Linked DNA regions of Mus musculus: region 2 is linked to region 1. The links are chromatin loops, found by intact Hi-C in ENCODE. Cell type or tissue: gastrocnemius. All regions are shown on one strand.

Evidence for each region. Hi-C counts contacts between places; a loop is a spot of excess contacts. Peaks named below come from ENCODE experiments on the same cell type or tissue, not always from the same donor. Only the 100,000 strongest peaks of a DNase experiment are listed, where the experiment ranks them.
Region 2: a loop joins it to region 1, with 2.0 times the contacts of the local background. A loop is called at or near these places in 2 of 42 quality-filtered maps.

Annotation. Positions count from the first base shown.
Region 1 is chr2:127,905,398-127,910,397 of GRCm38, forward strand. The region is part of intron 8 of Acoxl (acyl-Coenzyme A oxidase-like); the gene reads left to right. Among named protein-coding and RNA genes, the nearest start is that of Acoxl, 53 kb to the left of the region's middle. In gastrocnemius, no CTCF peak of the experiment used is centred here; no DNase peak of the experiment used is centred here.
Region 2 is chr2:128,065,706-128,070,705 of GRCm38, forward strand. All of the region lies in intron 14 of Acoxl (acyl-Coenzyme A oxidase-like), which reads left to right. Among named protein-coding and RNA genes, the nearest start is that of Bcl2l11, 58 kb to the right of the region's middle. In gastrocnemius, no CTCF peak of the experiment used is centred here; a DNase peak (open chromatin) is centred at 2,092.

The DNA.
Region 1 (5,000 bases):
TTCCTTGGGCAGGCTAATATCCATGTTTAAATTAATCTGCGTAAATGATTCCCATGAAGCAGGGAGTGGGATCCACATTTCACCTTAAGGAGTCAGCAGCAAGGGTCAAGGGACTTGGCTCCAAAACTCTTGGTGATTCACAAGCACCTCCTAGCTCACCTTAGCAAAGGGAGTAGGAAGGGCCACAGGAAGCCCTTGGAAGACAGGGAGAGGTCCAGTGAGCTGGGATGGGGTGGGGGCTGATGTGGTTTGAAAGTTAGGCAAAAGCTCAGGAGAGCTGAGGGGACTTCTGTGAAGGACCAGCCTTTGGCGGGTGCTGGAGGGTAGCACAGAGGCCCTGGTTTCTCAGAAGGAAACCTCTAGAAGGACAGGGAAGGGGTTAAAGGAATCTGCTCTGTAGCTCATTTTCTCCATACCCACCCATCTTTGCTATTAACATGTCATGGCTCTGTGGAAAGCTGTCTACACTGAGGCTGTTTGCAGGAGAGTCTGGGCACACTACAGGTGTTTGTGTGATCTCTCTATGCCAGGGCACTGCTTATAAGAGAATCTTTCTGTGCCATGACCCTGTGGCTACTACCCTGCCAGTGCTGTGGTACTCTGTGGGTGGTACTCTCTCTTTGTGCTGTGATTTTCTGTAAGTCTTCCTCCCTCCTTCCCTCCCTCCCTTCCTCCCTTTCCCTCTCCCTCCCTTTCCCTCCCTCTCTCTCCCTCTCTTTCCCTCTCTCTTATTCTCCCTCCCTCCCTTCCTCCCTCCCTCTCTTCCTCTCCCTCTGTTTTTCTCTCTCCCTCTCCATTCCTCCTTCTTCTCCCCCTCCCTCCCTCCTTCCTCCCTCCACCTCATTTCATCTCCCCCTCCTTCCTTCCCTCCCTCTTCTCTCTCTCTTCCTCCCTCCCTCTCTCTCCCTCTCCCTCTGTCTTTCTCTTTCCCTCTCCTTCCCTCCCTCCCTTTCTCCTCCCTCTCTCTCTTTTTCCCCTCCCTTTCTCTTTTTCCCCTCCTTCCTTCCCTCCCTCTCCCTCTCTCATTCTCTTTCTCTCTTCTTCCTTCCCTCCCTCTTTTTCCCTCTCTCCCTCCCTCTGTCTCCCTCTCTCCATCAACCCTCCCCCTCTTCTGTGCCTCTGTTTGAGTGACACTCTAAGTCCTACTTCCTCTCCTCTCATCATGTTCCTTTTCCATGTTTTATAAAAGATGGAAGAAACTTTAAAATCTCCAGAAAAGAGACACATGATGAGACTTTCTTTTGAGTTAATTTTGTGATGTTTTAATATTTAGGCACACACATGAAACAAACAAACAAACAAACAAACGCTCCACTCCAGTTAGAGAAACCCCCGTGGACATGTAGACAATGAAGGGAGGCCTCTCACATCCCACACGGGTTCTTCCAGTCTTAGCACGTGTGTGCGCTCAGATCTGCAGCTTCGTATGGGGAGATTTGGCACTGTGGAGGTGTGTCCGGTGAGGTTGTAGCAGGTGGTCTCCTTAGCCAAATCGTACTGACAATTTTTTAATAGATCATATAATATTTGAAAGATATTCAAATTATTTTAAAGCAGACATTTTCATGATATATCCTCCAGTGTCAGGTTTTCTTGAGAAATTGGGAGCTCTGGTGTAGACGCTGTCTGTCCCTGGGGAAGGGCCAGACTCCTGTTTATGGCACCTTCAGCACAGGTCTTGGGGCCCTGGCATGTACTATCACTGGTTTAGAAAGTTGTAGACTTGGAAGACCTTCCACCTGTTGGGTTGAGGGACTTTGGGGCTTACTGGAGTTTCCCCTCTCACCTGTCAGCCATATGTGTGTGTGTGAACCGGGACCTGTGGTGGAACGAGTTTTTGGAACAAACACTTCCTGGTAATCTATGGACTTGGAAGGAAATCTCCTTGGCACCGTCTGTGATAATTTAAACCATTTCTTTCTTTCTTTCTTTTTAAAATTATAATGTGTTTTTAAAATGTGATTTTATAAATTATCATTATTTTAAAAGGGCCACGTTGTCTACATGGTGCTTTATAGGGTCTATCTGGCCACAGCTGGAGCACTTCTGGGTGTTTTATGGCAAATTATTCTCACATTACCCTTTAATGCAGGAAGGGCTGCCTGTTGTCTGAGCTCCCCGGGTCATACAGAAACCCCCAGCCTTGATACAAAACAGCTGTCTGTGTTCCAAGGAGGAGTGTTTCAGGCAGAGGCAGAAGGAAAAAGGGTTTCATGGCTGGTGGAGTTTTAAAAAAAGTTTAAATTACTCTTTCCTTGCTATTTAAATGTGATTTAATTTTGTTACCAACACATTGTGTAAACCTAAGAGAGAAGGGGGTTTGTTAAGTGTGTTCTGGCAATACTTACAGTATGTCCTGAGGGGGTGCTCCCCAGGGAGGCCAGCACAAATCTCCTGCTGACCTCCATGTCCCTGGGCCTCAGTCTGGCTGGGCCAGGGTCAGAGGCCAACTCACAGACCTCCCTCCCCTTTCTCCTCTGGGTCCCTGCTGAGACCAGCAACAAAGGGGCCAATTGTTGAAGACATACCCTGGTCTGAACAGCCTTGAGCCTCTCTGAATGCCAAAGTGTATCCATGCACACTGGTGTGTGTGTGTGTATGTATATACATAGTGTATGTATGTATGTACGTGTGTGATGGTTCTTGCCCATATATTCATGAAGCATCTGTGCAAACATATGCATTCACACATATGCACATGTGAACAAGCATGTGGGCATATAGGTACTGTGAGGATATGTTTGTAAGTCTATATAAATGTGTGTTCATGTATATGAATGGATGTTTCCATATGCATACTAATGCATTTGTGTATAGATGTGAGGATGCATGCATGTATGTATGTATGCATGGGGGGGAGGGGTGTGTGTAACTTGATTAAAGCATTTCTGAGTTACTGTTGCATCTTAGCAGCACCAGTGGCCTCGGAAGCTGGACTGTCCAATGGTAGCTCCTAAGGCCGAGGGGATAAAGGAGCTGGTTTCTTAGCAGGTTGCACAGCTACCTCTATGTGGTACTCGCCCTGGTATGGAAGGTTTGGATACATTGCTCCTTACTTATTTTCCCTGTAGGAAGCAGACAGAGCAGCCATAAGCCTTCTCCTCATGCAGCAGCTCTTAGCTGCTCATTGGCCTATTCTGACCTGGGCTTCCAAGCTAAGCCCTCCAGAGCTTTTCTGTTCCCTTCCTGTCCCTTCCTGGGGCTGCCTGTTAGATCCAGTACATTCTGTGAGGAGCAACTATGAGATGTCCTGACCTCATCAACACTCTGACCTAGTTCCCTCTAAGCCACAGGGCTCTGCACTGTGTGCCATCATTTTGGTCCTTAACATGGACTCTTACAAGTGGTTTGTTAGGATCGGTGGCTGGACTGGCCTTGGGTATGTCTCAGCTCTGTCTGCTGGCATCTTTGGGGCTCAGATTTTCCTTTTTAACAAAATTGTTCCTAAAAAATGACAAGACTCAAGTGACTCTGAAGGTGGGGTGAGGATGAGAAATCTCCCATTCCTGACTGGTCTTCCTCTGCAGTCGCTCCTCCCTGCATCCCTCAACAGCACAGCTGCCAGGGAATGGCTTTCTGCCTTCTCTCCCGTCTTGTCCCCCACCCCCAGCCCCTGTTTCCTCTTTGCTCCCAGCAAGAGCTTATCTTTCAACTGTGGAAAAGCCACCAATTAAACTTTACTCCAAAGCTTATCAAAATATTCAGTCGGTAAAATTATCTTATAATTAGCTGAACTGTAAGCCAGAAGTCTTTAACCATAGGAAACGGTAACGTGACCCAGCGTGTGGAGTCTGTAAGTTGCTTGTCCTGGCCTTGGCTGCAGTTGCCGCTTTTTGTTCTTTCCCAGTCATTTCCTCCCTGTTCTGCATGTTCTTAATGGTCCCTGAGGCCTCAAAGAAAATATACTACTAAGATTAGCAGAGATAGATAATGGAACAAATTCAGTTAAAAGTAATATAAGATCTACTTGATTTTTAATATTTTATGCATGTACATTTATATGCACTTTGTGTCTATACCTGTTCATGCATGTGTGTGTGCATATTTGTTGGGGGATGTGCATGTGTATGGAGGTCAGAGGACAGGTCCTGTTCACCTGTTTTATTTATATATTAGATGGAATCTTTCTCTGGCTTGGAACTCACCAAGTAGGCTAAACTGGCTGACCACTGAGTCCCAAGACTACCTGCCTGCTCCTCTCTGAAGCTGGGATTACAAGTGTCTCTTATTACATCCAGTTTGATTAGTGAGGTTTTGAATGGGGTATTGAACTCAAGTCCTGCTTGCAAAGCAAGCACTTTATCAACTGAGCCATCTTCTTAGCCCCTGCTTAATTAATTAATTATTAAGTAGACGTATGCCTACTTTCCCAGATTCTGATGTCTTGCCATGACTGGGCCTGTATTTTGGATGACTGCAGTGGTAACTCGGAGCTAAATTATTCTGGAGCCTTGCTGTTCCAACACTATCCAGGGCATTCTGTGGCATGGCCGGCTGGACAACCACTGGGCTTTCTTCTCTCAGTTCGTTCCTTTCACAGAGCTCTCCTTCCCCTATGTGTTCTCCATTCTTTCTATGATGCCACTGAACATGGCAGCATCAGGCATGCCATCTGTCACCCTCCACCCACATCTCCTGGGGACAGCAAGGAAACAGGGATGGTGTTTGGGATCCTAAGGTGCAGTTTAGGCTTTCATGCAGAAGCGATAGTACAGGGTACTTTGGGTCTTAATTGCTGTGAGCTCCTGAAATTGGTAATGCCATGGGCTGGCATTAATGGGCTCAGGAGACTTACGTGGGTTCACTGGACACTGATTATCACCTTTTCTATAGTGAAATGCTTCCAAAATTCTAAAATCAAATTGAAAATTAAGTTTTGTGATGCACTAACATTTTCACAGATTACATATAGTATTAGTACTGTAGTTAATATTGATTGTTTTCTGTATTTGTCAGAGAACAGGCATACACATCTACACAGTTACAGTTAAAGAACACCT
Region 2 (5,000 bases), 160 kb after region 1:
CCTCTTCCTGCATCTCTTAGCTTGTCTGTGGGTACCCAGAAATCCCTCCTCTTTCTTTCTGCCCAATAATTGGCCCTTGGCATCTTTATTGATCCATCAAGAACCAATTGGGGAACAGGAACTTAGCATCAAAACCACCCCCTACAGACAAGGGTTGGGGATGGGAAGCTCATTTGGTTGAATGCTTATCTAGCATTTACAATGTGCTGAGCCATTCCCCAGAGCTGCAGAGACCAAGTGTGATGCCACATGCTTGTAGTAATCCCAGAACTCTGGAGGTGGAAGAAACTCAAGGCCATCTTGTGTTGCATAGCAAGCTTGAGGTGGACCTTAGATATATGAGACCCTATTTAAAGAAGAGCGTGTCATAGAACTGTTCACAGATCTCTCTGTGTGTCTCTGTGTGATCTGTGTCTGTGTGTGTGTGTGTGTGTGTGTGTGTGTGTGTGTGTGTGTATGTGCATCTAAGTTCACCTCTTTTGTTACTGTTTCACTCTGTAGTCAGGCTGACCTGGAACCCATTGTGTGGCCAAGGCTGTCCTTGAATTTGCAGCAATCTTTCTTCCTGCTGCTTCATCTGAAATTGCAGGTGTGAGACTCCATGTCCAAATATGAGTCCGCATTTATTGAGCACACACTCTCGCAGGCATTGTTGGCAAGATGGTGCCTTTGCTTCTGCGTGAGTGAGGATGTGGGTCTTAGCCACATCTCAGATAACCAAGGACAAGGTACGCAGTCATACTCCTTAAAACCAGATACTCCTGTGGTCCAGGATGTGACTTGGAGACAGTTTCTGGATTCTTCTAATCCTCCTCGGTAAAATCAGAATATTTTCTTACATATGATAATCACATTATGCCTGTGCTTGGCACATGCAATGTGCTTAGTGTGTTTTACGAGACAGGCCTTTCCTACCATTGGGACGTCAACTCTGTGTTTCTCTGGGAACGTGTGCTGGGAGTTCCAACTCTGCACCTCAGAACACCACCTCCCCCCAACCCCAGGCAAGTTTAACACATTTTGGAGAAAGAGGATTCTGGTTCAGTAGGAGCTGGTGCCCAGCCAGGGACAGGCATCAGTCTGCGGGGGGTGGTGCAGGGGGCAGGGGGGGAGCAGGGTGGCAGAACAGAGTGCTCTAAGATGAAAACATGCTCTGGTGTCTTCATCTCCAACCAGGAGGCTGCATTCTGGAGGCAGGAGCATCTAGCCTGGGGCATCTAGTCTGTGTAATAGGGCTCTCCTATGGTCAGTGTGACAGCTTAATGGATAAGGGTACTTGCTGCCTACTGTGAAGATCTGAGTCTGAGCCCTAGAAACCCACACAGTGAAAGGGGATGAACTGCTCCCTCCAGAAATGACTGCCCCTTCCCTCTCAAAAAAACAAAAAAACAAAAAAACAAAAAACAAAAAACAAAAACCAGTAGGGTTCTGCAGAGGGACAGAACCAAGAAACCATATATGTGATTAAAAGAGAGGATTTATTGCATTGGCTTACGTTCTCTGAGTGAAGCTTTGCTGGCTGGAGAACTTTGTAAGCTGAGAATCATTAGCTGTAAGCCCAAGAAGCTAGAGGCCAGCAGACAGTGAGCAAGTGCTGAGCCTCACAGAGACACAGCCAGGAATAGACCAGGAGGAACTGATGAGCTAATCTGCCTGGTTGAAGAACGTGGTGGGCACAGAGCACATAGGTGGGCTAGGAGAAGACCTGGACCAGGCACTTGCTGCAGCCCTGGTGGGAAAGCCACCATAGGAGCCTTAAAATGGGTTCCCGGGGAGGTAAAAAAGGCAGAGAGTACCCCATGACTTTGGAGATACTGAGGGAAAGTCCAGGGCTGAGATTGTAAAAGAGGGATGTTTGGGTCAGGTGACGTTGGCAAAGAGGAACCATGCCTATCCACTCACCCAGTGTACTGTTCCCTTGGGCCAGGCACCGTGCTGGGGTTAAAGTGCCCACATTCCACTGGTCAGGTCAGGAAGGGACCCAGGTATCCCTGAAACACCCAGAAGAAGGAGACTATCAGCCACAGTGCTGGCCCGCAGAGCTTTGTCTAAATGTGCTTTCATTCTCTCAGAACACGAAAACAGGCGGGCAGCCAGGGTCCTGCTGTGGTTCTGTGGCCAAAGCCTGGCCAGGCTCTTGCTGTTTTTCCTCTCTGCTTCCATGTTGTGAGTTAAACTGTCCCCAACAGAAGGGTATGTTCAAATCCTAGCCTTCGTGACCCGTGAATGCCAACTTAATTGGAAAAAGGGCCTGTGTAGCTATAACCAAGTTATCAGCGAGGAAGTCATCCTGGGGCGCATGGACTTACTCCGGTATGCCTGGTGCCCTTGTAAGAAGGGGGGAGATACACAGAGGCAGATGCAGGGAAGGAAGCTGTGACAGTGGCTACCAAGATCAGAGCCCCACAGTGACAAGAGAAGGTAGACCAGAGACGGCCACCACCTGAGGCTAAGCAAGGCAGGACGGCATCTTAGGATGGAGTGGGGCCTGCTGACACCTTGGTTTCAGACCCAATATCTAGAGTCTCAGGCCCCTGAGACTGTGGTCATTTCCTATAGCAACCCCCAGAAGCCAGAAAGCTCTGTAGGTGTAGCTTTCCTCTGTTCTCACTGCTGTGTGGTGGCTGGCTTGTAGGTGTGGAAAGAACAGAAAAAAAAAAAAAAAAAAAAAAAAAAGCACGTGCCAGCCTGGGTGGGGTCTTTTCAGGAAAGTGGTGGCTTCCACAGAGTGCCCTGCAGACAGACAATTGTCTGTTCTCGCCGGCCTCAGAGGCTGCATGCGTAACCCCAGTGACAGAGAAATTTTGTAGAGAATCATCCTCTATATACAAGTATGCATACACACATACAGAATTTATATATTGTATAATTTTAAACTTATTAATCTAGGGTATTTGATTACTGAGCTTGAACAAATGCATGTGGTCAAATAGCTCTCACCAAATCTAGACAGAATACCCCCATCACTCCAGAAGGTCCCCTCAAGCCACTTTGTCATCTGTCAATCTCTACTTCCAAATATGGTTTCTGTACAACTCTGAACTTTTCTTTGCTATAGACTCACAGGGCCGTTTCTTTCATCTGTGTTTTGCATAATTTATTGTAAACTGAATAGTAAGCCTTTTGCTTCTGGCTTCTGTTACTTTACACAGTGCTTCTGGGATCAGGCAGCTGTGGCTGTGTGTCTGTGGATGTTCCTTGTCTCTACAGAGTAGAATTTCTGTATAAGGTCTATTCTATCTGTATGCCCAGTAACCAATTGTTACATTGAAACCACTTTAGCGATTATGAATGAAACATTTTCTAACAACTCTTTCCCAAGACAACTGTTTCAATTTATCTGTGCAAACACTTCAGAGTGCAATGACCAGCTTCTCTGGTGGCTACATGCTAAATTTTTTTTAAAGGAACTACCAGACTGTTTCCAAAGTGGCCACAGCACCTTGCATCCCTACCAGGGATGTGGTCTCAGCAGCTGACCATTCTTGCTCAAGCTCTGATCGCCAGTCTTACTCACTGTTGCCATGGTGGGTGTGAAATGGCTTCCCACTGTGGTCTCGATTTGCATTTCTCAAACCCTCTCTGTGTGTTTATTTTCCATTTCAGATACAGATGGGCAAAGTGTCTGCTCAAAGGTTTTGCCCATGTGTTTAAGTGGGTTTCCCTTTCATGGTGTATTTTATTATAAGTCATTCCTTTCCACTTATCTGTAATGCTGATACACACACACATACATACATACACACACATATATGTATATATATATATATACATATATGTGTGTGTGTGTGTGTATGCATATATATACATATACATACATACACATATATATATGTATATATATATACACATATACACACACACACACACACATATATATATATATATATATATATATATATATATATGTACATGGTAGCTTTTTAAAGTCTGTCATATACATGGTTGGCAAACATTTCCACTACTCTGTTACCTTTTATAGCAGTGTGCTGCAAGAGTAAAGGACTTATTAAAATAAAGTTTTCCATATCGTAGCTCATGAACTTTTTGTCTAACCCAGTGTGGCTAAGATTTTCCTCCTGTAGTTCCTAAATTTCTATAAGTGTAGCTCTAAAATTTAGGTCAGCAAATCACTTTTGCCCAAAGTGTGCAGTATGGGCTGAGGTTTGCTTGGGTTTGTGTGTGTTCATGCATTTATCCTGGCCATATTCCTTCAGAACATCACTTCCCTGTCTTCAATTACCTTAATGACTGTAGATGTGTGGCTGTATTTCTGGGCTCCCTGATTGCTCCATCCCTCCATATTTCTTTTATTTTTAAAGATCTATTTATTTATTTGTTTGTTTATTTATTTATTTATTATATTTAAGTACACATATAAGTAGTAGCTGTTTCAGACACATCAGAAGAGGGCATCAGATCTCATCACAGATGGTTGTGAGCCACCATGTGGTTGCTGGGATTTGAACTCAGGACCTCTGAAGAGCAGTCAGTGCTCTTAACTGCTGAGCCATCTCTCCAGCCCCCATATTTCTATCCTTAACCCAACTATATTCCATTGTGCTAACTGCAGCTTTATCTTTAAATCAGACCATGTGAATCTTTCAAGGTTTTTCTTTCTCAAAACCACCTTTGCCTATTCAAGGTTCTCTGTTGTCCCTACAGCTTCTGTCCTCACACGTTCTTACCAAAGCTGAAAGCTGGCTGGAGTTTTGATGGGCATGTGTTGACTTTGCACATCAGGATGACAAATGACATTGTAGCAATATCAAGGTTTCCCATCTGGGAACATAGCAATATCTCCGTCCATTTAGGGGCCTTTGTAAATTTCTCTATGCCAAGGATATTGCAACCCTACAGAAAGACCAACAATGTCAACTAACCTGGACCCCTGGGACCTCCCAGAGACAGAGCCACCAACCAGAGAGCATACATAGGCTGGTCCAAGGCTCCAGGCACGTATGTACCAGAGGACTGCCTTGTCTGACCTCAGTAGGAGA